Linked DNA regions of Homo sapiens: region 2 is linked to region 1. Evidence: chromatin loops called from intact Hi-C (ENCODE). Cell type or tissue: dorsolateral prefrontal cortex. All regions are shown on one strand. Links, peaks and the distances in the headings refer to the core of each region. The heading gives the core; the rest is flanking DNA.

The links. Hi-C counts contacts between places; a loop is a spot of excess contacts. Peaks named below come from ENCODE experiments on the same cell type or tissue, not always from the same donor. Only the 100,000 strongest peaks of a DNase experiment are listed, where the experiment ranks them.
Region 2: a loop joins it to region 1, with 2.7 times the contacts of the local background. A loop is called at or near these places in 4 of 110 quality-filtered maps.

The regions. Positions count from the first base shown.
Region 1 is chr2:152,548,730-152,564,170 of GRCh38, reverse strand. It overlaps FMNL2 (formin like 2), which reads right to left. Exons shown (of 26, transcript NM_052905.4): 4 at 15,074-15,150; 5 at 5,348-5,431; 6 at 3,136-3,288. Among named protein-coding and RNA genes, the nearest start is that of PRPF40A, 160 kb to the left of the region's middle. In dorsolateral prefrontal cortex, for the core only: CTCF peaks have their summits at 8,743 and 8,943 (motif pointing right); no DNase peak of the experiment used is centred there; H3K4me3 peaks cover 810 bases; H3K27ac peaks cover 8,000 bases.
Region 2 is chr2:152,455,158-152,470,598 of GRCh38, reverse strand. The region is part of intron 1 of FMNL2 (formin like 2); the gene reads right to left. Among named protein-coding and RNA genes, the nearest start is that of FMNL2, 130 kb to the right of the region's middle. RefSeq lists an enhancer at 13,900-14,490. In dorsolateral prefrontal cortex, for the core only: a CTCF peak has its summit at 7,590; no DNase peak of the experiment used is centred there; H3K4me3 peaks cover 943 bases; H3K27ac peaks cover 8,000 bases.

The DNA.
Region 1 (15,441 bases), core at 5,016-13,015:
AAAAAAAAAACAACCTGTGCTATTAAAATGCAAGATACTGTAAAGGTTCAAATTCTAAAAATGAGGAATCATAATATGATAACAGAGTGTATCAAAGTTTAAAAGGCAGCAGGCTTTATTCTAGTATGGCATGTCAGCACAAAGCCACAAGGTTATCATATTATAACATGGAGAGCAGTCGGATTGCCCTGCCAGCATGCACTGTGAACTCGCTTGGATGTCGTTTTCACCCGAGACTTATGAGATTTTCCGGTTTGAAGCCTCATCATCAGTATGTAAACTGAAGCTGCTCCAGAGGCAAGAGGGGAGAAGCAGCTCTAGTGGCAATGGAACTGAAAATACTCAGGCAGAGAAACCAATCTGGTGGTGGCATGAGAGATTAATGAAACCAGAGAAGAAGGAGACAGCAGGATGAGAAAGGACAAAGTAGAAGAGGAGAAGACAATCAGAAATGAGATGGCTAAAAGAAAAGGGAGGATGGTAAAAAGAAAGCCAAAAGTGAAGGCAGCGTGTGGAGAAGAGAAAGAAAGGGGAGAGAAGGAGGAAAAGAAAAAAATGTAAACAATGTTTGGGTATATGAAAAGCAACATGTACCATATGCCTGTACTTCTGATTGCTGTTTTTATGTCACAGATGCTATATCCAATGACCAAATACAGAATTAGAATCCAGACATAAATCCATGAACCACAAGAGCTGGAAAACTATTGATATACATTGTTTAAAAAACAAAACAAAAATCTAAGCTTCAGGTCCTTAAGTGGCATGAAAGTTACTGCCTTATCAGCTTTCTTGGGCTACTAGAAACCATAAAGCAGAATCAAAGGAAATTTAAATGTTCTGTTCTTGAGCTTGAAAATATTAAAACACAAAACAGAAGAATGTGGTATTGGTTTCTTAGCTGGTCATCTTCAAGCACACCTGCCAACCAGAAACATCATATATATAATGCCTATGTTTTTCCAGATACAATTTCCCTATCTGCATGCTTTTGGTCTGACTTTCCAATTTGAAATTAATTCTAGCAAGATCCACTTTGAAGCAAAACTGTGAAGCAAAACAGGCTGGCCTTGGATGTCCCTCGACCTCCAGCATCCAGGGTTACATCCCTCCCTGAACCTGGGAAGTTTCCCAGATTTTCCCGATTCTTCTGCTCTACTGGAAAAAATACTTTAAAAAGTAAGCATACTGAATTATTAACCAGAAAAACAAATCCTTACTAAGGTGGTAGCTTGGCAATACATGATACTTTCTAAGTGTCCAATGATAGAAAACCAAATTAAAATGTACTTTGTAAATTAAATCCCTTACAAATAATTACAGTTAAACTAGTGGTGAGAATTTCCATTCCAGTACCAAGGTGATCAGGAAATTCATCCTGAATTTCCAAGGTGATCAGGAAATTCTTCAGACAATTAGCCTTTCTTTATATATCTGCCAAATCAGCCCATATATTCCTGCCCACATGTGAAGCTGATGCAGATTAGCAGGTTGCACAACCTTTGGCCTACTGCAAATATAATAAGGTGAATTGAAACACTGCTCTTAATATTGAATCAATTCATTCCAAACCCATTAACATTTTTTTCCAGTTCTAAACAAGGAAAATCTAAATGATTTACTGGAGGTATCATACTCAAATATCAAATCCTTCAGCAGAACTTAACTTCATTACAGAGAAATGTTTAACTTTCCATGACCAAAAACCAAGTCAAAGGGACAAGAGGTAATTAGACAACCAAATCCAAAGGTCTGAAAGCCACATATTCACTGGCTGCAATCTGACATATGGATTCTACAACAATGACTGAATACCCGGAGTGATCGTAAACACTTAGAGAAATAATGTCCTCTTGCCAGATCATGCCTGAAATAAGATAGAAACACTTTAAGCTAGAAAGAGTAAGTAAGGGGGTAGTGTAGAAAAAAATGAAAGGAAAGAATAAGCAACATTTTGGAATGAAGGTCTTATTAATAAAATTTTATGTTAAAATCATGAACCACAGAAACCGTTACAAACTTGTTCTAGATGATATCTCTGTCCTCATAGGCAGGAGTTTGATTTATCCACCAACATACAATTAGTATTAAGTGTTACGCCTGACAAATAAGAAGCACAAAAATATTTTTCAGTGAATGAATGATTGTAGGTATGAGTGAATGAACAACCTCAGCAATATTAAACCCATTACTAGTACAGGTGGTCAGCACCAATCCTCCCTTAGCATGGTACTATTTTAGCCAGAAGAGATGAGAAAGGGAATACTTAGGAGAAAATATAAGGTTGACAACTGGCCGGGTGTGGTGGCTGATGCCTGTAATCCCAACACTTTGGGAGGCCAAGGTGGGCAGATCACCTGAGGTCAGGAGTTCGAGACCAGCCTGGCCAACATTGTGAAACCCTGCCTCTACTAGAATTACAAAAAAAAATTAGCTGGGCATGGTGGCAGGTGCCTGTAATCCCAGCCAGTTGGGAGGCTGAGGCAGGAGAATCGCTTGAGCCTGGGAGGTGGAGGGTGCAGTGAGCCAAGATTGTGCCACTGCACTATAGCCTGGATAACAAGAGCGAGATTCCATCTCAAAAAAAAAAAAAAAGGTTGACAAGTGAAGCATATCTAATCAAAGGAACACTGGTTAATGGCATCTCACTAATAAAAATTATCACTACAGCATTCTGTACCTATGGCTAAGAAAACACCCACAGCACACAACCTGAGCTACCACTGGAGAAATGAAAGAGAGCGGAAGGACAAAGGGTAACAAAGGGCAGAGATCCCAGATCTCTAAGTGCTGCCTCTACCCTGGAAACAGTACCTCCATCAGGATGTCAACATTCCCCTGGTTTCAAAACCTTATCTGCCTATGAGACTATCCTGTTCTATCACTTGGCAGCAGAATTTTCCCACCTTCTATGCTGAATCAAGGTATGGTGTTTCCAGAAGCTATTTAAAGTTATCAAACATTGCCCAAGGGAAGATCCCATGAACTCCTAAAGAAACATTCATTTAGAGTCATTGCAAATGAAAGTGCTGTATGGCAATTTATGAGATACAGTGCCCAGAATCATCAAAAGAAGTAGGAGCCTGCTGTCCCAGTGCATCCTGCCAAAGTTGCCTCCTGATTAAACGAACTCACCGCAGTGCAGAATGTCTTCCAGAGCGGGAGACACTGTTGCCCACAGGTGAGGGCAGGTTGCTCCCTCTGTGCAGGTCCTCGATGGACCTACTCCAGGGCTTTGATTTGTCCACCGAGCTCTCCACAGTACTCTCCACACTTTCAAAGTCAAAACTAAAACAAAAGAGAAATGCCATTGAAGACTGAAAAATTCACATTCACATGTATAAACGAACATGTATAACTTGCTGTTCCTACAAGACATCTGCACCTTAGTATGGAAAGTCTTTGTAAACAAAGAAAACTGGAAAGGAAATATAATGGAATTTCTATGGGCTCAGTGTTAGCTTTAAGAATACAGAATGACAAATAATGGGTCTGGCAAAAGAATAATGGAACAATGAGCAGCAAAAATTAAATAGTGATATATTATTTGTATTTTATTTTATAAGGCTTGCTAATATATAAGTCACTAACATTGGTATGATGGAAGGGGGAAAAGATCTTACAGCTGTCTTCATTTTGCTTTAACAAGTCAATATGTTAGGCTTATACTAATTTATTCCTACCCATCAATTTTCACTGAGCATTTTCTCCTAGTGTGTTGGCAAGTGTACTTTTCCAAGCATATGTGATACATTACTAGCAAAGTTATGGATTTGCTTTGATTTTGGAATCTCCTCCCAGTGTGGTGCTCTTTAAAGTAAGACTGTTGTTTCTCTGACATTTTTTGAGGTTATTACTCATGTTAACCATGTTAGAATAAATGACAAGTTAACTTGCTCACTCTTGTATAGTTTTAGGAACAAAGTTTTTAAACAGACAGGCTTTTGTGCTCCATGCATTTCCCCCCTCACAAAGTAACTGTGCTTTCTCAAAAGAAAAAAAAAAAAAAGAAATTGTATTAATTGTTTCTATCCATAGCAACACCTGATCAGACAGTAGAACAATCAGAAGGTAGCTACACTTAATATCCTCAGGAAAATCTTAGAGGATACTGCAGAAGAAAAAACAATAATACATATTGGAAATCAAAGTGTAACTTTTTATAAAAGTATAACTGCCAAAATAAAATATTTGGTTAGAACCTTCATCTGAAAATTGGTGATGACTTTCACCTATAAAAGACTAATCAGATAGCAGAGATAGATGCACAAAGTCCATGGAGGCAACTGGTCACAATTCTGTCATGCCTTTGGCTGCAGGAGGTAATACTGAACATAAAAGAGTTAGAATGGGGTAATCTAATAAAATTTTAACTGCTAAAAAGAGAAAGCAATCACTGAGATGAGAGAAGGTAAGACGAGGAGGGCATCCTGAAATCACTCGTGGCATTGATGCCCTCGCTAGGCTACTCTACAGCTCCCACGCCATTCAGCGTGTGTTCCTCTCAGCTCATCCTCACTCTCACACAGCAGAAAAAGGAAACACACATAGAAATGAGTGCTTCTAGGTTGGGTGCGGTGGCTCACACCTGAAATCCCAACACTTTGGGGAGGCCGAGGCGGGTGGATCATCTGAAGTCAGGAGTTCGAGAGCAGCTTGCCCAACATGGTGAAACCCCGTCTCTACTGAAAATACAAAAATTAGCCGGGCATGGTGGTGGGTGCCTGTAATCCCAGCTTCTCAGGAGGCTGAGGCAGGAGAATCACTTGATCAGAGGTTGCAGTGAGCCGAGATCATGCCACTGCACTCCAGTTTTTACTCCCCTTCAGCTTATGGGCAGAAAATCAAAACAATACAAATGCATATCAAGGAAAAAGGAACAGCCTCCTGTTACCTCTCCCTCCAGTGCCACTACGTTTGGTATCTGTTTCTGCAATCATTTTCTATGCACTTACTAGCATATGCAAATATACATGCAGACATCATTTTTAAAAGAAAAAGGGAGTCACTCTTTTGCATCGCCTAGTGATTTATCACATACCTCTTTCACCAACTGTTAGACTATTCTTCCATATATGTAACTTAAGCCCTAAAGAAAGCGTTACTTTTGAAAATAAGGGCTCCTTTAAGAGTGATTTTTATTCACCTGTTTTACTTCTGCCTTAAAGGCATTTCTAATACCATTATGTGATTTGTTTTTAGTTACCCAAACAGAAACAAACCTCCCTAAGCCCTAGCACATCTGCTTCTGAGTTTCTGCCCTCTCTGTGGTGTATAATTTTACCACTGAGTAGCATCTGCTGTGACCACATAAAATTCAAATGCAAGCAAGCCAAGTTTTACTTACGTTACCGCGTACTGTGCAAATGAGAGATATTCCACTAGAACATCAAGACCTTTGTTTTCTTCATTCAGAAATTCTCTGACCCATCTGTTGGGGAAAAAAAAAAAAAAATCATTGGAGAAATTGATCACATGACCTGCCATGGAACGGACACAATGCAAAGTTTTGTTTTTTCCACCAGAAACTTTCATTGCCTGAAAGGACATAGGGAGGAAGGCCTAGACTACTTCACATGAGGCAGGAGCTTTTCAGATATGGTAACTAAGAAAACCACAACTTTTTAATGTGCAAAAATAAGGGCCAAAAAGTACACGTGGGCCATCTTTGCATTTTACTGCTTAGAGGATTTAAGATAATCTGTAAGAAACTTTCTTTAAAGAAGGCACTTGCTTAATGTACTTTTTCCACCACAATTGATCTACAGCCTGCTTGTGGAAGGAAGCAAGACTATGGACAATGAGGCAGATGGGGGACATGACAACATAACCACAAAAATCCAGGCGGGATTCCAAATCCAAGTTCAAGTCCTTGGCACACTAAGCTACAGAAACCACTAAACTAGCCAATGAGAGACCACTGTTTATGGGCTTCTAGAAATTCAATAGGGATAATGATTTGCTTAACTTTTTCCATGAATGTTAAAACCTTTTTAAAAAGCTGCAGGCACCGCATACTATCATCAAGGCCGGCACATGACAAATATCAGGTTTTTTAAAAAATTCATTTTTAAATAATACCTCCTTGCATTTGAATGGTGCTCCACAGTGCATGGAGAATGCTTATACATTCTTATTTGTTCTTCATAATAATCCTGATGGGAGGTCAAACAGAATCTTTAGGGAGATGGATGTAAAATGTCACCACCCCCTTTTACAGATTTCCTCCAGTGCATTCATCTTCAAACAACATATGGTACCTGATTAAACCTTCACTAAGTTTCAAACTCCAACAAATAATAAGTTAAAAGATCTACTACTATCGCTGAAATGCCACTTGAGGTACATCTGCCACCTGCATTCCACAATGGTTGCTTTCCTCCAGAAACACCAAGCTAAAAAGTCTGACCAGCTATGGACATGATAGTGACTATGGAAGCCAGTTTTGTTAGTTATTAAAATAACAGTAGGACAATTCTACCAAGTATCCCTTAAGCATGAGCAACCCCTTGAGGTCTTTGTCTTAAAAGGCAGAAAACAATCCCATGGAATCAGGATATTTGGTTTTTTGTTTGTTTGTTTTAATTTTTGGCAGGGGGAAGGGGTTCTTTGTTTCATCCTCAAGGTCATTCTTTCTTCTAGTCCTGTCATCTCCATGATGCAAACCCAGCCCAGGTCTGCAGGTAGTTCCAGGAGGCGGCAAAGTGGGAAAGTGGAAAGATTGCCTTGTGTTTTCCCCTCAAGCGCCTCAGAGAGGCAACTGCAAAACCTATGCACTTGGCATAGCTGCCTGTAAACATATAACATTTAATTTAAGAGAGACCTGGAGTGGCAACGGTGGCAAAGAAAATACCACCTGGTAGGCCTCACAAAGTGGCTTTGTTATGAGACCTAGACAAAACTAACAGGGCTGGCTACTGGTGGAGGCTGAAGTTTCATTTCAAAACAGCCACATACACAATCTCACAGCACCTACTAGATACTTATTTTTTATTTATTTTAAGTACTTTCTGTGGTGCTAGGTCTCAGGAGACACTGATCACGTTTAAATACTAGTAATTAGAAGCTTAGAAATAGTAAAAAGAATTTTTTCTTTTTTGTAACTGGCTGGAGACTTAAAGTCTGGAACTCAATATCAAAATCTGATGATTAGAAAATCTTTAAATTCAAGCCCCTTAGCCTTGCTTAGGCTTTTCCATTGGTGGCCTATGGGCTGTGATTGTACAATTTAAACTGGCCCTCGGTGGTGGGTGTCTTTTTAATATGAAAAATAATCACGGCGGGGGGAGGGGGGCAGATTTTTCAGGGCAGTCTCAGTTGTACATATTCTCAGTGGCCCATAAGAACACACTAATTTAGGAGCTAAGAGAAACAGCCATTGTCGTTTCTTCTGGTTGATTTTCCAGATGCAGCCTCTGTAGAGTGCAGACCATTCAGAATGCACTCAGTGCCTGCCCTTGTGTCAACTACTGGCAGGCACCTCCATCTCACTTGGAAAGTTCAGCCACCAATTGGACAAGAGGCAAGTGACCTACAGAAGAAAAACTAAATTTTTTTAAGGTAGGAAATAGCCAAGTACAGCCAGAGTTACAATTCGCTTAACATGCTAATATGCATACGTTTTAATGCAGGGATAAAGAATACTCATTGGCTCCTCTTACTTCACTTCAGAGTCCTTATCCATGCCCCCATCACCACTTCCTGACTTTGAGTGAAAGGGCCTCAAAGACAATTTTCTGAGTAAAAGGTAACAGCCTGCTGCCTACCTCCTAAAAGGTCAGCTAAAGTGTGACATGTTTTACCCCTGATTTAATTTCATGCAGTTAACATCTTTTTCAAAGCTACAAGATCCTCCCTGGGATTTGATCTAGTCCTGACACCCCCAGCTGCTTTAGGAAAGAATGAGATCAGTCTTTCAGGGCTGGCTACCTTCCCCACTTTATCAAATGGTATCAGGTTAGCTTAGCAAAGTCATTTCAGCAATAAGGGTATGGATGACATGAAAAAAGAGCCCCCATTTTTCTAACTATTATCTCAGTCCCTACCCCTTCTTGACTTGGAACTTTCTGTATTGGAGAGAACTGGCCATTTTCAATTGGAGTTGAAAGTGAACTTCTACAGAAATATAAGAGTAAGGAAAGAAAACAGGTAAAGATAAAAACGGGCAACTTTCAAAGCAGTAACTGGAATCTAAAGGCATTCAAAGAATATGGATGCCTCATTTTGCAGATTTATGTAAATGATCATGCAAGGACTATATCATATATTCAGGGTTCCCATAGCAAATTAGTTCCATTTCACCTCTGTGCATGCTACACACACTTTTTAATATGTTGCCAATAGGCAAACAGTTTCAAATTGGGTGATTATAGGTTTTGGAAAGTTGAATTATTTCTGACTCTGACAGAACGCATAACTTCCTGAGTGCCTCACGGATTCAATGTAATTACCATATGCTGTACATCTGAATTTAGGCAAATTCTAAATCAGATGCTTAGGAGCTGGAAAAGACAGGGACAATGACAAATAGCTCTGGAAGAAATTGGGTGCAAGGAAGAGATGTAAGTGCCAATGCCAACAGTCACTGTTTTATTGTAGGCTGGTCACAGCTTAATATCAAATCTTTGTTCTGTCTCCCCAAATCTTAGAACCTTATTTCTCCTCATATAGGTCTTAAGAGATGTTCCTGGCTTTCAATTTCTAAGATCAAGCCAAGTAGCCCAAAGTTGCACAACAGAAAGGAAAAAGCAGTTAATTCCTTTTGCCAGCCTCCTCTAGAGAGAGGTCCTACAGACATATGTTGGGAACTGAAGTTGATGAAAAATCATGAAAAGCAAGAGAAAGAAGCACTGTGTGGATTCAACACTGGTCATCAGATCTACTCTGTTAGGCAGTGTTGCAAACTGATTCTCAAAGTATAGCCCATATACCACTAGGGGTCCCTGAAACCCTCTCAGGGCGCCTGTGAAGGTAAAACTGTTTTCACAAAAATATTAGGACATTAGTTGTTTTCAATCTGTTGACACTGACACTTACAATGCCAAAGAAATACTGTATAAAACTGCTGCAACCAAAGAAGACACTTATTTATTGTATTTGTCACTCCGTGCACTCAGGAGGGGGAAAAGGCCAGCTTCACTTAAGAACGCCCTTAGATAAGCAATAAAAAATATTGATTTTATTAAAGCTTACTCATTTAGTACACATCTTTTTCATTTTCAGTGTGACAAAACAGGAAGCTCACATAAAGTACTTCTGCTACCTGCTCAAGTAGCACAGTTGTCTCAAGGAAAAGCACCTGTGAAATTGTTTGAGTTGCGAGCTGAACTAGCCATTTTTTCATGGAATGTCAATTTACTTGTAAAAATAACTGACAAACTATGGTGATTCAGTTTGGGGTATGTGGCAGACATTTACTCAAATATGAAGTGAGCCCATCCTTTCAAGGACAACACAGTATTTGTTGCTGATGACCAACTTTGAGCTTTCAAACAAAAACTAGAATTCTGGAAAACCTGTATTCACCACCGTCAGTTTGACAGCTTCTCAATACTTAACATATATTCTAATCAGACTGGTGGTTATTAACAAATGTGATTTTTAAAAACATTGTAAAGGGATATGCTTCAACAGTGGAGAAACATGATTTTACTGAGTTATTCTGATCTTCCAAATGACCAACATGATGTTAACAAATCATGTCACAAGTTCATGTATGGATAAAAAGACCCAATCAAAGTGTAAGACAGCACAAAGGATTTTTTGAGACAGGGTCTTACTTTGTTGCTGAGGCTGAAGTGCAGTGGCACAATCATGGCTTACTGTAGCCTCAACCTCCTGGGCTCAAGTGATCCTCCTACCTCAGCCTCCTGAGTAGCTGGGACTCCAGGATCATGCCACCACACCTGGTTAATTTTTGTATTTTTTATAGAGACAGGGGTTCACCATGTTACCCAGGCTGGTCTCAAACTCCCAGGCTCAAGCCATCCTGCCCACCTTGGCCTTCCAAAGTTGCTGGGACTGCAGGCCACAGCACCTGGCCAATGGATTTTAATATAACAGAGCACAAAAAGTTCACTGATATGATTTCAGACTCTACATTATAGCTATCTGTAAGAATTAGTTACTAGCCGTTCAATTTTGGGGGTACTACTAAAAAAAGAATATCCCAATTATCTGAAAAGACCATTTAAAAAACTCATCTCTAAGTGTGTATAAGACCCAATTTTCTACATATACATCAATCAAAACAGATCACGACAAATTGAATGTTGACTCAGGAGAATCTAGCTGCCAACTATTAACCAGATGCTAAGGAGATTTGCAAAAATTAAACCAATGCAGCCTTTGTCACCAATTTTTTTTTGGATTTGAAGAATATTTTTCATAAAACATGTCATTTAATTTATAATGTATTAATATTTATGTTAATACATAACATTTATTTTATATGTATTTAAATTAAATGTTATTAAATATTACATTTTATTAAAGACATTTAAAATTTATCAGTTTTAATTTCTAATATTATAAACATTAATAGATTTGACACATCTAAACAAAAGCTTATTGGGGTTCAAAAATAAGTTAAAAGTATAAAGGCACTCTAAAACCAAAAAAAAAAAAAAAATGTGAGAATTGCTGGTTTAGTAATAAATTTTAGAAGTGACCGTATCTAGGCTCAAATCTCGGTGCTTCTAACTTGTGTGGAATTGAGCAAGGTACTTAATAAATGACCCTCAGTATTCTCATCCATAAAACAGGGATTCAGGGCTAATGGTCAATAAGATTTTTGTAGGAAATACACAGAATAACAAACGTAAAGTACCTAACACCGTGCTTAATAAATGACAAAATGATTATAACCTTGATGGTTTCTAAAAAAGTACCATCTAGGAATAAGTTAATCATAAGGCAGCTTGATACACACATACACTCCCATACGTGTTGTATGCATGTTAAAAGCAGCCTTTGTCACTCTCCTGTCTTTCTTCTTTTGGCCTGGCTCAGCCAGCACTGATTCATAAAGAAGTCTGGTGGGCAGGAGAGAAGACATCAACTAAGCAGTTCCTCAGCATCTTCCCTTTTCTACAAACCTCCTTCCCCTCCTTGCCAACTTGCCACATTCCTTCTGCCATCTCATGCCTGTTCTCTCTACACCACAATGAGAAAGTGAAATGAGCATCTTTCAGAACTTCTGTGACCTTGCACTGAGGATGAAAAGTAATTTTCTATCATTATAGGTAGCTTTACTACAATAAATTCCCTGCAAGGAGAGACAGTGTACACATCAGTTCCATAGAATAAAGCTGGTAAATCTGTCCAGTTCACCCTCACCACCATTTAAATCCTATCACTCTGACATCTTAAGCACCATGGCATCTGCCTACTCACACTGCATGGCTAGTGTATTCTAACACTATGTGGATCATTTCAAGGGTATTTCAAGTAATTTCAAAAGCTTAGATAAGTCATAATCCAATTCTTCTCTATTATTATAGTTCCTAAGAGTAAGTGAATGGGATTATTTCTAGTCCAATTCTTATTTCAATTTGACTCAAAGAAAATTAATTTTCTTTCTCAGAAGATTGTTCCATTTATAGAGTTTTAGGCTTATATCAAAACTCAGAAGAAGTCCTTTGCTTGACAAAGCTGCAGCTCAGAATGTTATCTTGGGAAAGCTCAAGTCTTTAACGTTGAAAAGCAAGCATGTGCCCAGAACAATTTTTTTAGGACAAGTAGATTGTAAATGTAATCCCTCCTTTTTAATTTCTGGGTATCATAATCTCCTGGGTGTCAGGATCATTTTAGATAAAGATGATAATACTCTCTGCCTTAGGGAATTCCTTAGAGATATATATAAGAGATGTATATCCTTAGAGATATATAATACTGTTGAATACTGCAGGTAATTATTTGCAACAAGCATAACAAACAACTATCATATATTGAGTAACTATTATGTTTCAGACCCTTTATTAGGAATTTACAAGTTATGTCATCTAATCCTTATAATATTCCTGTGATGTAAGTATTATACTAATTTTATCAATGAGAATTTAACTTGGGTCACATAGTAAGTGCAGAAAACTTACATAACTTATCTAAGGTCAAATAACTAGAAAGGGGCATAGCAAAAATTTGAGCAAATGGGCACCGATTTTTTATTTTTAGAGACAGGGTCTCACTCTGTTACTCAGAGAGTGCAATGGCTGCTCACTGCAGCCTCGAACTCATGGGCTCAATTGATCCTTCTGCCTCAGTGTCCCAGGCATTACAGGTACGTGACATTGTGACTGGCTAATATTTTATTTTTTTGTAGACACAAGGTCTCACTATGTTACCCAAGCTGGTCTCAAACTCTTGGGCTCAAGTAATCGTCCTGCCTCGGCCTCCCAAAGTACTGGGAATACAGGCGTGGGTCACCACACTCACTGAATTATCTATCTATTACAGTATTTTAAACAGTACAATAAAATATATGGCTTCCTTAAATAGCACCTTGCATTCCAAGAATTCTTCATTTTAGTAACTGATTATTTTCATCATTATTGAGTAATTTTTCAGAAGATATCCCTATCAAGTGAGAGCAAGCCAGTTAGTTTACATAACAAAGAGTGAGTTCAGGTTTGGGTTTTCAGAACAGGCAAGATGGTCACAATCTGGTTGTGTGGTTTTACTTCACGTAAGTTTATGCTAGTGATTGGTTGCATATAATCAGACAATGCATCTCCATGAATTTTTCTGCTGCTAAAGCCAAAGCTTTCAGAGTTCCTCACATAGATGGTGGGCAAGGGAAAACTTCACCTGGTAAGGATGAAAGAAATCTAAGAATCTTTCAATATGCCTATAGTATCCTCAACAACAAACCACTCCAATTGCTTGCAGACTGCACTGGCTTCAACCCAACCAAGGTTCTTCTATTCAGCCAAGTTTGTGTTGGAAATGATCATCTTCCTTTTGTATTTGATGGTCAATTTCACATTACTTCGGCAATGCTTAAAGAAATGCTTTTTTTTTTTTTTTTCGGTGAGATGGAGTCTTGTTCTGTCACCCAGGCTGGAGTGCAGTGGAATGATCTCGGCTCACTTGCAACTTCCACCTCCCAGGTTCAAGTGATTCTCCTGCCTCAGCCTCCCAAGCAGCTGGGACTACAAGCACGCACCACCATGCCTGGCTAATTTTTTGTATTTTTAGTAGAGATGGGGTTTCACCATGTTGGCCAGGCTGGTGTCGAACTCCTGACCTCAGGTGATCCACCCACCTCAGCCTCTCAAAGTGCTAGGATTACAGACGTGAACCACCACGCACAGCCTAAGAAATGCTTTTTGACAATTTGTAGAAATCTTGGCTGCAGTTCATTCCACCATTTTCAGTTAAAAGGGCCAAAGGCAAAGGTTTGGACCAAACAAAATCGAATCTAGCTCCTGATTCATAAATATTAGAAAGTATTTAAATGTGCTGAGTCTAAATGCCCAAAAGTATTAAACTACTACCATGTTCATCCCCAGCAGACAAGCCTCATTGCTTTGATCCCAGATCCCTGATAATCTTATTTACTTTCAGGGAAACGGCTGCCAGCATAAGTCATACAGGAAAAACAACAGAGCAACTTGAGCCAAAGCACCTGGCTCTACAGCTGTAGACTTTGTGCAATTCACTCACCTTCTCTGGTCTTTAATTCTTTTAATCTGTAAAAGTAGGCATCAGGCAATTCTTAATTTCTCTTCCAGTTCTAAAATCATGACTCTATGATTCTTTGTTCTATAGCCCATTTCCAGGGACAAAGTCTAGAATTAATTCATTTTCTGAATATTTCATTCTCAAGGTGAAAAACCTGCTGGTTATCATTTAAGAAATGCACATTCTTACCCAAGTTCCATCACCTATCAATCACAATAGCATTTCTACAGTTTCTAAAAGTTTATTTTGAAATAACTATGCTAATTAACCATTTGAATGGCTTACAGCAGTCTGAAGTAAACTTTTATCTACATAATAAATCCACATCAAGTCCTTACTTAACCTCAAATAACATTATTTCATTATGACATTGATGAGGGGGGGAAAAGGTTTTATAACAACATTATTTCACTTAAACTCATGGTTTTCAAGAAGAACTATCAACGAGACAGAACTTACTGTATGTTACAGCATACTCTGTAAAACTAAAGTGCAATATATATACATCAAAATTAATTTCCAATAGACTTGCAAAGAATGTCATGGGAAAATTCTAAAAGATCTAAAAGTCGATAGTCCTCTCATTGTAAAGCTCAAAGAATCAAAACCAAAGGGGTTAAATAGCTTGCCCAATGTTACGCAGGTGCTTTGGGCAGAAGGAGGGCTACAAAATAGGATACCTGATATCATTCTACCTTAGAGAGAAGCCATCTTGTTTTAAGACATAGTACAATTAGGCCACCCAGGGGTAAGGGAGAATATAATATTGCTGTTCTTGCCTGAGGCAAAGCACCATGTCATTGTCTGAAAGAAACTCAGAATGCTTAGTGCATAGATTCCCTGAACTTTATTTTCCCACAGTGGATTTACACTTCATGGTCCTGAGGTTTTGAGATGTATGAAAAAGAGACTGAGAATGTGTCTGAGTGCAATGAGGTGAGTCAAGTGACATTATTCCAGCTTCCGTCCCCTTCTGGCCAGAAACTCTAGAGAATTAACGAAAGGGAAATAAAGCAGCTTCAACCAACCAACTTGGAGAACTACAGTAAAAGCTTAGAGATTTTCCAAGATCTCAGTCTACATGCACTATTGGGGGTTTCTGATTTGCCAGAGAATTGTTATGCACACATGAAACCAAGTGTCCATATTTACTGCACCCGCTCAAAGAAATATAGAATTGTTATAAATTCCACATCAAGGACTATCTGTCTTGCTTCTGCTGATTCTTGGGCAGTAAGTAATTTGAGTACTAACAAGGTTTCATCTACTAAAACCTCAGTCTTTTAATTTATAATGGCCCATAAGGAAGCTCAATTCTTTGGGTATGATTCAGTTACTTTGTAAAGTGTCCAAAAGCTTTAGAGCTAAGATGTTAAAGGGGTATACTTACCCAATGTGGTTAGTTCTCAAAGAAATTTCCAGTTCTCTTAGCACTTGTGTAGATTCTTGAACACGCCGTCTGAATTTCTATAATTCAAGAACACATATTCTCACAAAATATTTTAGCAACTGCTATAACTGAAGCTTAGTTATAATAAATTTAACACAATATGAAAAATATCTTCACTTCTAAAATGGGCTTCCCTCACTTTTTTTGTTGCAGAGCACACAAATTTTCCTCACCATGAAAATTAACTACTGAGAAAGGACTACAAAAAGTCCTTGTTTTATGTAATGTGCCTTTCAGTAAGTAGATTTTATTTCCCTACCCCACACACACAACAGTATTCACCAATATTCCTATGGGTCAGGGACCCC
Region 2 (15,441 bases), core at 3,771-11,770, 92 kb after region 1:
ATGGGTTGATTAAGCGTATTTTTTCTCATAGGGTATAATATCTAATGTCATTTTGTAATCTAGAAGAAATAAATTTTCAATATCTTTCTATAGATGAGCTTTTCATCTTTATCAGCTTCTTCTCTACTTTCCCACGTCCTAGTTGTCAGCCACGGTTGACAAATCGTAGACAGCAATCTTCCAAATACTTTCATCTAAATCTTCAAGTGATATTCTCAGAAGACAACCAATAATAATGGTTAATATTTATTGAGCAATTACTAGAGAACAGGCCCTGTGCTAAGGGACATACACATCACCTGAGATTACGGGACTTGCTCAGCTCACAAAATGATTGAAAAGGCAGAAATGGAACCAGAACCCAGGTCTTCCCACTTCCTGTGTATGCCGTAAACATTGCATTATTCAGCCTCAAATATCACCCACCTCTAAAATAGCCACCTTTGTCCTTTATTAGGGAGGGGAGAGGCTATCTTTTAAGCTAAGTTATTCAAATCTATTTGAAATTTTAAAAGAAATAACACAGACACAAAGCAGGGAGGGTATGGTCAGGAAAGGGGAAACCAACAAACACTTAAAGGAGACATTCATTTTTAAAAAGGTTTCCTAGGAATAAATTACCCTCATTAATAAATGCAGTGTTTCAGTTTCATGTACTATTTCAAATCCAATGGTAGTTAACTACTCTAAAATGCAGTATACAGCCAAATACGGCACACCATAGAATTACTGTGTTTCTCTATGACGGCATAATGCTTCTTCAGACTAGCCTTAGGATGCACATACTGCTCCCATTTTACAAGGTGGGAAAACTAAAGGACGGAGACATTATTTTCTTTTTAAAAAAATTATAACCAGAAAACATAGCAGAAGAAAAAGATCAGAACATGTATTTCCTTACTCTTAATTGCATGCTCAATTAAGCAAAGAATTTTCAATTGATGACCTCTCCAAGCGGAGCATAAGGACACAGGAGGTTCAGCATTTCCACCCCAATTTGACAACCACTGGACAGGCCACGCAAGGGGGAGCAGAAGTCCTGAGAGTGAATAGGAAGGCTCAGGCAACATGCAGAATAACAAAGAAATGGCATGAGTCAGAAGACGGGTGCAGCTGTGGGTGCAAACAAACATTTAGGGAGCATGTGGGAAAAGGGATACTAGCCAAGGAGGCTAGAGAAAAGTAGTCAGAAGTAGGTGGATAATGAGAGGTGTTGACAATAGCTGTGTCACTTCTCAAGGCATGGGGTGTCCCAAGGCAATGCAGAGACTTAATTCTGATTCCAGAGGCACTGACTTCCTCCTCGGTGTTACACATGATATCAGGAAGAGCTGAAATGACACGTATGCAAAGGTTCTCAGATGACAAGGGAAGTGGTGAGCAGCAGACAAGAAGGCAAAAGAAGCCAGGAGGAGGCCTGTCCTGGAGGGCTTCATATGCTTAATTGCAAAATCCACCCAAAAGGAAGAAAAACGAATCAACAGCGTCAGTGTATTCCAGCTCATGGCAGAAACAGGAAACTCAATCTGAACAAGAGTAATTGGCTCATGTTAATTTTCTCCACTTTCATTTTATCACGTTGTGAGTCAAAGAGGTAATTTACAGAAAGGGCTATAAAGCATTGTGTATGTTATGTGGAGTCTATTATGCATCATTATTACTTCATTTATATCCTAAAGTACCAATTTCAACAAAGTAATCAGGTTCCATTATCTCTCCCCATTGAATGAGTTCTCTAGCCAGCTCCCACCCTCAAATCACCTATTCAATAATTATCTTTTGAGCACTTGCTTCAGTAAGGTATTGTTGTACAGGGGAGTATTCACATCTATGCTCTAAAACAGCATTGTCTAAAAGAATTAAAATGAGAAGCACATATGGAATTAAATTTTCTAGTAGCTACATTAAAAAGTAAAAAGAAGAAACTGATTTCAATAATGTTTTGGATATACTGGCTTAAATAAGGTATATCATTTCAATATGTAACCAACATAAAATTATTAATGAAGTAGGGGAAAAAATGCAAAATAAGCTTTTGAAATCTTGTGTATTTTTACTTACAGCACATTGTAATTCACATGCTAAATTTTCAGCAGATACACTTATGTTTAGATTTCATAAAATATACAAATGAAAAAAAAACAGGTTCACATACCCAAGTTGTTCCAAATACAGAAAAAGTTTTCCAGTAACTGAAGTGTTTTTAAATGTAAATTAATTGAACTGAAATAAACTTAAACTGTTTGCTCCTAGGTTACACTAGCCACATTTCAAGTGCTCCACAACCTCAAAGGCTGGTGGTTCCTGTATCGGACGGCACAGCCCTAGATCTATACACACTCACTTTTGAGGAAACAAGAGAGAAATCTCATTATGTATCAGGGGAATTAGTTTCTTAATCAAAGGCCTCAAGGGCTGTAATAAAGTCAGAATTCTTCAGAATCCCTCAAATAAAGGTATCAGTGCTACACTGAAGCCATGACTACTCTATGCTTTGTCATTCAGGGGCTAAACCAATTCCTGGTTCAATCATTTGCCTTAGCAACTTAGGAGCAGTGATTTAGAAATGGGTAAGAGCCTGAGCTCTGGAGGCCAACTGCCCAGCTTGAAAATCCAGATCTTCTGATCACTTGCAAGTAGCTTAACAACTCCATGCTTCAGGTCCTCCTAAAATGGGGTGATGATGACAACAGTACCTACCTAACCAAGTTATTTTGACAATTAAATGAGCTAAAACACACATAGCTTAGCACAGTGCCTGGCAGATTAAGAACTCAATAAACAAATGTTGTTGCTTGCATCAACAGTTGACCAGGCCTGCTCTCGGAAGAAAGAAGCACTCCATGGCAAAACCTATTGTGTGCACACATGCATATGCTGTGTACATACTGATAAAGTCCACAGCGAGCTCACTATGAAGATGGCAATCAGAATTAACCCTATATCATTTACATCCTCCACAAACAAAATAATACAAGCACAGACAGTTCCTTAAACAGCATATACTATCCAAACGAGTGCACGGCATCAAAAGATGCAGCGTAACTACACAGGATGAGCTGCTGGTAAAGTCAGCAGCATTCACAGGGGAAAAGCTCTGTCAGCCTTCGATTTGTAGGAAACAGGGGCCGAGGGAAGAAGCAGGAGGCAGGAGAGTGGGGTGAAGTACCCGTTAACAAACGGGACAAGCAAGATTCCTAGTGTAAGCACATACGGTATTTATTAAGTTTGAGGAGTCTGGTTACATCTATTTTGAGATTTGTGTGTTTCATTTCAGTTTGCCAAAGGAATGACAATCCAACAAGAATTACTGAACAGGTTCAGCACGTAGAGGAATATGTTGGCACTTCCAAGAAAAAAGAATAAGGTGCTGGGGTAGATGGTAAACAAGCAAGATCCAGCTCTTGTCAGAAAAAAAAGAGCCAAATGACCAGCAAGAAAGGAGAAGTGAGATTCTGCCCAGGAAACGGGGCTTACTCAAGAGTTAAGGTAAGGCAGTGTCAGAAACACAGTGAAGCAAGCCAAGAACACTAAGGCTTGCCTCATTGTAGGAGTAGCTGTACCTCACTCAGCCCTCTGGCTATAAGTGAAGCTTCCCAGACTGGAGGAGGCAGGAAGAAGGAAGAATATTTCACAGCCTCAAATCTTCAGGGACAAAATCGGTGCAGGCTTATTAGGAAGAGAAGCGGCAAGCCTTAGAACACCAACCAAAAATCCATAGAAAGACATGATTTTATTGCTGGCATCCCACTCACAGCACTTCACGGGGACTGCAGAGGCTGCCATGTTTCTTTGGATCTAGTTGAGAGAGGAAGACAACTCACTTGATAAAGTACAAGGAGAGCTAAGTTCAGAAATGCCATATTTAAAGGGCAGTATATGCCACCGTCTTCTCCCCCTGCTCCTTAATACTAAGGAAAGCCTGAGGGATCTTATGAAGGAAGACAAAGGAAGTCCAGTGTTAATAGGATGGTCTTTTGCCATTTTTGTTTCATGAGATGACTTCAGCTCAACTCTCCTTCAAACCCAATTACTAGCCAGGCTCTGATTTTGACTACTCAAATCCAAAGTGGCCCACATTATATCCACCAACAATTAGATATACTACAATGATGACTGGGGATAAGGGGGCTATAAGTGGTTAAGGAGGAAGAAGAGAATTCCAGATACTTCTTTGAAGTTAGCTCAGTTTAAGAAAACTTTAAAGAGAAACAAATAAAGACAGAAAAGAAAGAAATTTTACTAGTAGTGGAAAACATTTTCTTCAAAGATAAGGTGGTTTACAAAACGCCAATGAGTCACCCAGAGGCCAGTGCAGCCCAGACCCATCAGGGGCATGTCCTCCCCCGCAGCGGGCAGGAGGGCACACGTGGTGTCCGGATGGAGGCGCCAAGTGACAGGGTTCAGACAGTCCTCACACTATAAAGTGCTGCATGGTTTACCACACCTGCTATATGCTCTCTTGAGTCTCCTAACCAGTCTCCTTATTTGCCTGTTAGGAAACCATGGCTCAGAAAGATCAAGATCATCTTATTAGTTAAGGTAAAATCAAGATTAGACCTCAAATTTCCCAAATCCTAGTCCAGTGCTTCTTCCCACAACATTAAGTTGCTTCCTGAAAATAACCAACCATAATTCTCCACTTAGCAACCTTTCTAGCAACTTTCTGGTCCTGGTCATAAACTCTCACCTCCACCATAAACTGATGCTTTTATCAGGGATATTCTATCACATCTCCATGTTCCCAAAACAGAAAGGAAGTTTTAGGGAACCCCTTTCCTTTGCTCTAGGCGCAAGCCCACAGGTGCCCTCGAGGCAAAGTGCTAAGATAAGTGTGTTGACATCATTTTCCCATGGAAGAAACCTGATCTCTCCAAAGAAAAGCCGAGTACTTCCAGTGGACAATTCTGAGCCTTCTGTTCCCCTACTTATGCCAACTGCTTAGCTTGAGCCAGATGGGGGGTGGGGATATATCCACTAACAAAATCTGGAATAATTACTGGGGTTTAAGTGCAATGTATCCTTAAAGAAACAGAAGCAAAAGCAATTAAACTATAGCACTGTACCTGGACTCACATCCAAAAGCCTCATTCAAGATACTAAAGGAGCCATTTCTCCCCTTCCCTCCATGGATTCCTTCCCTGTGCCTTTGTCCCACTTTAACCACTTTGCCCAAATAGCCCACTGACCAGGAACATCCCAGCCAAGTATTTCCAAATCTGGCTTGGTCAGCCTTCCTGCTCTCGGGCTCCTTTGAACCTCCTGCCTGCAACACACAAAATAGCACTGAATTGAGGTCTGACATGGCTCTTGTGGAGCACTCACCAACACACCAGGCTGCTTCACACCTCAGTGCCTTCGCACAGGGTGTTCTTGCCTGCACGAATGCCCTGTCCCACTAGTCAGAGGGGAGTCTTTTCAGAACTCTGCTCAACTCCCCTTCTCTATGAAGCCTCTCCGACTTTGCTGGTAGTTCACTACTTGCGCAGGGCTATGAGATCGCACTTGTTTCTTGTTGATGCTGCCATGGTAGTACTGATCCCACTGTATTACAAGTCATGGCTGAGTTCCCTGCTAAGCTGTAAGCCAAGAAGTTAGCATTCATGGCTCTTTTTAAACCTTTGTACATCTCGTGCCTAGCAGAGGGAAGCTAGATGGATGTCTAGCAATCAGGTCATCTCCCCTTCTCAATAAGATTCCTGAGGACAGAGATTAGGGCAATTTTTTGGTATCCCCCACAGAACCCTCCACTTCGCTAAGCACAAATGTCAAAGGCATCAACAGCAACAACATGCACACAGTAGCTTATTTCTCTGAGAAATAGGACAAGCATTCCCAGGGAGGCTCTGAGGAAAATGCTTTCAACTTTACCCAACTAGAGGATTTAGCGTCTGAGCCTCCTCCTCACACGCTGATCTGTTTCCACTTCATTTGTGCTAACTCATTTTACACTCAATCTAGTCTACACTGAGATCCAAGGTTATCCTCTGGGGCAAGGACAGTGAAATGGAAATTACAAAAGCTCATCAACAGACAAATGCTGGGAGAAAACATCTTGAACGTGTACTCTGCTCCCTTCTCCCCCAAACAATTTCACTGGAGTGGACAAATTTCAGTCCATCAGGGGGGTACATTCCTGAGGAGCTAGAGAGAGACCTTGGGAATTATCACACCCTGAAGAGTGGAAGCCAAACAAGAAATTTCTGCACTAAGCTTTTAGAAAAATAAGGCTAAAAAGAGAACATGTTTAAAGCCAGCCAAAGGAGTTAAGAATAACAAACAAACCCACCATTCTATTTGTTGGCACCCACAGAAAAGCAGAGGAGGAAGATACATTTGAAAATTAACCATCAGTGGCTGAGTGCGGGGGCTCACACCTGTAATCCCAGCACTTTGGGAGGCCAAGGTCGGCGGATCACCTGAGGTCAGGAGTTCAAGACCAGATTGGTCAACGTGGTGAAACCCTGTCTCTACTAAAAATACCAAAAAAAATAAAAAATTAGCCAGGCATCGTTGCATATGCCTGTAAACCCAGCTACTCAGGAGACTGAGGCAGGAGAATCGCTTGAACCTGCGAGTCAGAGGTTGCAGTGAGCCAAGACTGCACCATTGCACTCCAGCTTGGGTGATAGAGCGAGACTCCATCTCAAAACACACACATACACACACACAAAGGAAGAAAGAAAATTAACCATCAAACAAAGCAGATACCTGTTCTAGGTTTGAAGTGTTTTTCTCCAAATGGGAAAAGCCAGGGAGAAAAAAAAACAACATTCAATTCATTATAAACTAACTCATTTCAAATTAAATCCTGGCTGAGTAGTACCGGGAGCTCTAGGATACCTATTAGAAAAACTAGGGGAGAGGGAAAGGGGATGGTCTGAAAGCTACCTTTGCATGGCAAGCTCACTGCTCCTAAATTTGAGACACATGAGTAGCAATATTTTCTGAAGATGCTTTTATTTTATCTAAGACTGAGGAAATATCCACCATCTATTACAAGTCTAAGAGGGGAACTTCAAAGTCACTAGTGAAATCTTGCCACCCCTTGGTACCAGTAATGCAGAAGGCAGTAAACATCCTATTAAAGGCAAATTGCACTCAGGCCACAAGGGTATGATTTAGTTCTCTGGAGCAGATAATACCATAGGCTTTGAAGCAAAACCACCTTGGTTCTAATCCCAGCTCTGTCTCTAATAAGATGTGTGACCTTCAGCAAGTCACTGAACCTTGATTTCTTCATCACCAAGAGAAGGGTAATAGGCCCTATCTCCCAGGGCTGTTGTGAGGGTTGAATTAATTCATGTCTAACATATGAAAATGGCTCAATTTTAAAAACTATTATTTCAAAAAGGTAAGAAAAAAATTTATTTCAGGAGCAAGTATAACTGCAGAAGTATAAATGTTGGTCTCCATTACAAAGCAATGATATTTTTTGACAACAATCCTTTAAGAGATAGAACAAACAGGTTTGATAACTCCTCTTCTAACAACTAGAAATCCGACGTGCTAACTGGCTAACCCAAGGTCACCAAGATCATATGTTGTACCAGGAAGAGAGCAGAGAACTGCTAACACCCAACACAGTGCCCCTTAGAGGATAACGAATCTGTTGGACTACAAACATCCAATTGTTAATGAGATTTTTTCCCCCTAAATATCAAAAGAAACATTCTTTATAAATCCAAGCACAAGGGCTCTATTATGAAGAGAGAGAAAACAAGCCACGAATTGGAGGAAGCTGGATACGCTACATTTCTCTGCTTATGTGGTGGCAGAAACATGAGATCCAGGTTTAAGACAGGACTCCATCACCCCCCAGCTATGTGACCTTCAGCAAGTCAACTAACCTTTGAATCTCTTTTTGTTAGCCAAGTGGGATCATTTCTACCCCATCTAATGCACAGGGTATGATCAATTAAGAGTATATATGTAGTAGTCTTAGGAATCTAGCAAACACAAGGTATTGATGTGGTTCCTTCTTTATTTGTTCTTGTTCCTAGCAAACTTACATATAATATGAATAGCAAGGAAATAGATTTGTGGAGAATTTATAATACAAGCATAGATCTGTTCCCAAATTTGTTATACATCACAATCACCTGGGGAGCTTTGTAAACTCCGAATGACTAGGTCATCTCCATCAATTAAACCAGAATGTGTGGGAGTGGCAGACAATCAGAGGTTTTTTTAAAAATCCCCCTATAATTCCAGTGTGCAGTAATGTTTGAAAACCACTGGTCTAAGCTATTCTCCTAATGTCTTAATCATTTTCTCACTGCCTAAACTAATTCAAATTGTGGCTCCTTTATGAGTCTCTAGTTGAGTACGACAGCCACTAGCCCTATGTAGCTACTCACACTTGAAATAAACAAGATTAAAATTCAGTTCCTAGTTGTACTTGCCACATTTCAAGTCTTCAAAAGCTACGTAGGTGGCCAGGCCCAAGGGCTCCCACATGTAATCCCAACACTTTGGGAGGTTGAGGCAGGAGGATTACTTAAGCAAAATCCTATCTCTACAAAAAATTTAAAAATTAGCAGGGCACGATGGTACACACCTCTAGTCCCAGTTACTTGGGAGACTGAGGTGGGAGGATTGCTTGAGACTTGGAAGTTGAGGCTGCAGTGAGCAGTGATTGCACATCACACTCCACGCTGGGCAACAAAGAGAGATCTTGTCTCAAAAAAATTAAAAAGAAAAAAAGCTATGTAGGGCTAGTGACTACCTTTACTGGACTGGACTGTGCCAACATTGCACATTTTCATCACAGAAAGTTCTATTAGACAGTGAAGCTCTAGCTAGTCTGTAGCACAAAACCATCCTATACAAAAGAAGAACAAAATTCTTTTTGTAATTACATATCACCTTGATTATTTAAGTATTAAAGGTAGAAAAGTCTTCTCTCAACATCCATATCTGTGCTGTTAAATACAGTAGCTGCCAGCTGCACAAGGCTATTGGCATTTGAAATATGTTTAGGGTGAAGAAAGAATTGAATTTTTAATATTAATTTAAATTAATTTTTAATTCAGATTTTAAAACATGTTTGACTCAGTTATTGAAAAACTTTTAAGTATAACTGGAACAAATGTGGTATGTGAATCTACTTTTTTGACTCTAAATTTTATAATCTAAATACAGATCAAATATTTCCAACAAAAATTCAACATCAAATTGAGATGTGCATTAGGAGTAAATCATACACCAGATCTCAAAGACTTCATATGTTTAAAAAAAAGTAAAATATCTCACTAGTAATCTTTATATTGATTACATGTTGGAATGATATTTTAATATACTGGGTTAAATAAAATACATTAAAAATAATTCCGAAATCTGTTCTTTTCTCATTTTCTTCACCATCTATCTAACCAGGTGAACTGTTTCTTTCTTATCTCCTAACGTGGCTACTGGGAAATTTAAAGTTCATCATATGGTTCACATATTTCTATTGTTCAGCTCTGTTCCAAATTATCAATTCTTTGAAGGCAGAGGTCATATTACTCTTTTCTTATCCTCTACAGCAGCAGCCCCCAACCTTTCTGGTACCAGGAACCAGGGACCGGTTTCGTGGAAGATCATTTTTCCATGGACCAGGTAGTGGGGAGGCAAGGGGGAGATGGTTTGGGGATGATTCAAGTACATTACATTCATTGTGTGCTTTATTTCTATTATTATTACATTGTAATATATAACGAAATAATTATACAATTCACTATAATGTAGAATCAATGGGAGCCCTGAGCTTGTGTTCCTGCAACTAGACAGTCCCATCCAGGGGTGATGGGAGACGGTAACAGATCATCAGGCATTGGATTCTCACAAGGAGCATATAACCTAGATCCCTCACACGTGCAGTTCACAATAGGATTCACACTCCTATGAGAATCTAATGCTGCTGCTGATCTGACAGGAGGCAGGGCTCAAGCAGTAATGCAAGTGATGGGGAGCACTGTAAACACAAACAAAGCTTTGCTCACTTGCCCCTTGTGCGGCCTGGTTCCTAACAGGTCCGTGGCCCGGGGGTTGGGGACCCCTGCTCTATGAAGAGGGCAGTTGTGGGAAAGAAAGATATTCAACAAATACTGGCTCAATTCATTACAAGGCCAAAATACTTTGACCACTCTCAAGTTTGTTAAAATTACACTGTAGTGAATTTTAACTGAGCTTTGTGACAAATCAGTTTTCATCCAGAAGCAAGGCATACGGTAAGAACTTGGATGATAACTTTCTTCAGTCTTTTATCTGGCAGGACACAGTACCATATAATGGCTGCTAAAAACAAATTCAAACATATGAAACCAAATAAACACATTAATTACCAATATTTCAATTTAGTTCTACATGGATAGAACATGCTATTCTTTGTCCCTATTGGTCCCATTTGGGTTATTTCAATCAGGTATCATCAGACCACCAAATGAACATAATATGCCCACTACGTATATAAATGAGCCCACTGCGAAAAGGACATAAATTTTCACAGCCTACTTGATTCACAGAATATTTATATTTAATAGTTAAATAGAGAACTGACTTAAATTGACTCAAACACTGTTATTAAAGTGCCTAGCATGATTTATCTTAAAATAGCTCTTCTTTCAACAAAAGATAATATGAAAAAATTTCCTATGTTTATTTGGTGACTAGGGACTCAAACGAAAATTTTGGTGATTTCTAAAACAAGTGTCTCACCACTGTGACAGCTTCCAAGAGCTCACAGAAACATCTGGGGTTTTTTTCTTTTCCATTTTACCTATTTATGTATTTTTTCTTTTGCAGCTTTGTTGAGATATATTTCACATACCATACAAAGCACCCATTTAAAGTATGCAACTCAATAGATTTTAGTGTATTCACATAGTTATCTGTTATTTTTAATACCTCATCTGGCCCAGATTAACTTCTTTTATTTACAATAGGTAGAACCCTATTATAATAGGAACTCTGAAATAGCTCGTTTTTTAAAAGATCTTCTCTCAATGAAAACAGATGTCTTCCCTTTCAACGTCTATAAAGTTGATAGGAAAAGTAATAAAAGGCACAAAATTGAAAGAAACAAAAAACATTTTGCTTAATATGCCTATTAGTAAGTTTTATTTTATGCTATAAGATCCCAAAATAACGTAAAAAGGCAAAATCAATTTTGTATATAAATCAATCACTTAGACTCAACTCTTCAGGGAATCTAGAACTCTTCAGGGAATCAAGAAAATAACAAAGGCTCCATTGCAGTCTTAACAAAAGCAGAAATCAAAATCATGGCATATTCATGAAAGACCTCATTCCAAAAATGCTTGGTTCAGTGCGAATTCAGATCTTTGGGTGTTCTTTGCATTCCAGTCATCAAGAAGAACTAGTTATCACAATGAGCACTGAAAGCAGAGAGTTCTCTCCATATGTTCTCAAAAATTGGCCATCTTCCATTTTTTCAAATCTTTTCCATGACAAAATTTCTGCTTTTGATAATCTGCATAAAGTCCCTGAAACACAGAAAAAGTAAACAAAAAAAATCTAGAGGTTTGGTGATTTTGCCATTACAATGGTTATTACCAATTCTCAACTGTACTGTCTTACCATGTCCACTCTGGGACATAGACTGACTCTCTGTACACCTTTGAATTTTCACACTCAGCAGTTGGTTCCAAAACGATGGTGCACAGTTTGGTGCCCTTAACTCTATTACACACTTCCCACAAGACACACTCTCTTCATTAAAACTTGCCTTCAGAAAACTGGTATCGTTTCCCAGAAATATAATAACCTCCACCTACATGTAAAGCATGATGCCTATCACTCTGGGTGAAAGGTCAATTATCCTCCCTCAAGGAGTTTCCCGCACAGCATCACGTGGGGCCACCTATACCAGCATCACCCACAGAGGCCGTTTCATGCCAAACTTCTTGACCCCATACCAGAACATGTAATCAGTGTCTCTGAGGGTAAATCCCAAGACTGACTTTACCAAGTATTTTAGGATGGTGGTATAGATGGAAAGAGCAAATGCATTCTTGTGAAAGTTAAATAACAGTACTAGGTAATTATGATAAACTCCAAATGTGGAGTGAGGATGGCCAATGTCGCAGGATTTCATAGAAAGAATGGGCAGAAATAAGGGAAGGGCACATTCTGGTTTGGAAGGAATGACCCAGGCAGGGAGTCAGAAATGTGCAGTCAACAGAACAGGGAATGAAGGGCAACAGTGAGTAAACACATCCAACCAGAACAGAGTTATTGCTCCGGACTAAGATAAGAAGGGGTAAGGACCCCACTATGGAGTTCTCTGAGTGCCAAGCCAAGGAGTATTTCTGAGTCAGGGAATAATATATCAAATGGGGCTGTCTAGCAATTATGGTACAGGTATAGAAATCTGAAGGAAAACTAATATAGAGGCCCATTCAACTGGGTTAGAGAGCCACAGGCACTACAGAAAGGGCCAAGCCCCCCTTCTTTGATAGGCAGAATAATGGTCCCTAAAGATATACCCATCCCAATCCCCAGAACCTATGAATATGTTACCATACATGGCAAAGGAGACTTTGCAGATATGATTAAAGTTAAAGACCTTGTGAAAGTGAGATTATCCTGGATTATCTGGGTGGGCCCAATCTAATCACATGAATCCTCATAGATGGAGAACCTTCTGAGGTTGTAGCCAAAAAACTGGGGACATGCAAGCATGAGAAGGTCTTGCCCTGACATTATTTGCATTGAATATGGAGGAAGGGGGCCACAAGCCAAAGAAGGTGGTGGCTTCTAAAAGCTGGAAATAGCCAGGAAACAGATTGTCCCCTAGAGCCCTCCAGAAGGAACACAGCCCTGCCAACACCTTGGTTTTAGCCCAGTGGGACCCATGTTGGACTTCTGACTGCCAGAACTATAAAATGATAAATCTGTGTTATTTCATGCCATTAAATGTGTGGTAATTTGTTCCAGTAGCAATAGAAAACATACATCTTTTGGTCATTTTTTTCTTACAAAGGACTTCTCTGCTATACACTGTGATCTCAGATCCACATCCACCCACCACAAAGAGTTGAGAGAGATTTCTTAAGTTGAATGTGGACCCTGAAGTCTGTGTGGTAAGTGTCACTACTTTGGAGACTTAAAGTCACAGGTGTGAAGAAGGGATAGTTAGGCACCAGTCTAGTTAGCACATCTTCATCTAACATCAGCTTCAAAGACTTCTCTCCCAGCCTCACTTATCTTGAAAAACAAGGGAAGTCTTAGAGCAAATCCATATCACCACAATGATGGGAATGTTTAAAAGCCACTTGTTCATGTTAGTCACCCCATTCTGAGTTCCATGGAGAAGTGTTGTATTCATCTTTATTTTGCTAGATCCTACCATAGTAGACATTCAATAAACTAACAAACAAATCTTAATTTCTCAACTTTTTTTTTTTTTTACCATCTCCCTCTGAGCTCTCCAAATTCCTTATCCAACTCTGATAACTTTCTTTACTTCTTGTCCACAACTCTAATTTATTTCCAATATTTACCAGACTGTTTAACAGTCAACTCCATTCTTCGGGCACTAAAAGCTACACATTATCATAACCAGAATTGGTAGCAAGTATAGTGTCACTCAAAAATATTTTAATCATGAAACTCCCCCAAAGGGGATTCCTTTGTAGCAATTTTTTTTTTTTTTTTTTTGAAAGGGAGTCTCACTCTGTCATCAGGCTGGAGTGTAGTGGCGCAATCTTGGCTCACTGCAACCTCCACCTCCCAAGTTCAAGCGATTCTCCTGCCTCAGCCTCCTGAGTAGCTGGGACTACAGGTGCCACGCCTGGTTAATTTTTGTATTTTTTTTAGTAGAGACAGGGTTTCACCATGTTGGTCAGGCTGGTCTCAAACTCCTGACCTCGTGATTCGCCCCCCTCAGTCTCCTAAAGTGCTGGGATTACAGGCGTGAGCTACCGCGCCCGGCCCCAAATGTTTTCAAAATACACCACTTCTCTCCATATTGTAACAAAGAAGAGTAAACTGAAGGGCATATTATAAATCGGTCTTGAATCAAGCAGCACATCACATTCTTCAGAAGCAAGAAGCCACTCATCTAGTTTTCAGACAATGTGTTAAATTCAACATTCTTGGGCACAGTGACTCATGCCTATATTCCCAGCACTTTGGGAGGCCAAGGCAGGAAGACCGCTTGAGGTCAGGAATTCAAGACCAGCCTAGGCAACATGGCGAAACCCTGTCTCCACAAAACAATCAATCAACATTCTAGCACTCTTCTTGCTTCTGACTCACTAAAACAGGTAAGAGATCAAGGTGATCACTTATTTACCTTTTCAACCTCATCTACCAAATCCACAATTCTAAAAAATTGAGTTAACACAAAGTCTTCTTCCTCTTTCTAGTGAGAGGATAGTTGGAAAGAAAATTTGATCAAAATAAGAGCTTGTCAAATAAATTTACACCTTTAGGGAGCTTAGAGAAAGGACAAAATTTCTGACTCAAACCTTCCCTTCTAGCATTTATCTAATGTTCTACCTTTATATTCAAATGCATTAGTCAAGACATACATTGCACTGAAACTTTGTGGGCATCATCCAATGAAGAAAAATATGAAGCCAGGTGCAGCAGCTCATGCCTGTAATCCCAACACTTCGGGAGGCCGAGGTGGGAGGATCAATTGAGGCTAGGAGTTAAAAGACCACACTGGGCAACGTAGTGAGACCCCGTCTCTACAAAAATTTAAAAAATAAGCCAAGTGTGGTGGCACCTGCCTCTGGTCTCAGCTACTCAGGGGGCTGAGGTGGGAGGATCACTCGGGCCCAGGAGGTCAAGGTTGCAGTGAGCTATGATCACACCACTACACTCTAGGCGGGGTGACAGAACAAGGCTCATTCTCAAAAAACAAAAGAAAAATATGATATGACATGAAATATATATCCATATCACTACAATTATGGTAATGTTTAAAAGCTACCTGCTTATGTTTGTCATCCATTATGAGTCCCATGAAGAACTGTGTTGTATTCATCTTTATTTTGTTAAGTCTTAGTACAGCACCCAGCCTGTGGTAGGTGCTCAGTAAACAAATGGAAGCTTCAGTGGCCCCCATATCTAAATGTTGCTCCAAACCCTGAATGCTCCTTTAGAGCATCAGCTTCCATTTCAAACAAGAGCTTTCCTCCCTCCTGTGTGCTGGCTGGAACTTTCCTCTGGTGGTTTCACCCGTGCCTTTCCTCATTCTGTTGATTTGTTTGTTTCGTTCACATCATCCTTCCCCTAAAAGGACTTCATCTGATTTGATTCCATTTCCTTCTTTATTTGCTTTTTCTCCTCGAGGCCTTGATCCTCTTGCCTTTTAAGTAGCCAGCCCCTACCCTGTTCCCACCCTTTCCAAGTGTACTTCCCATCTGCTTCATTTTTTTCTTTTCTGTCTGCCTTCTGGTGCTGGTGTTCCCCTTGCCCTCCCTGCCT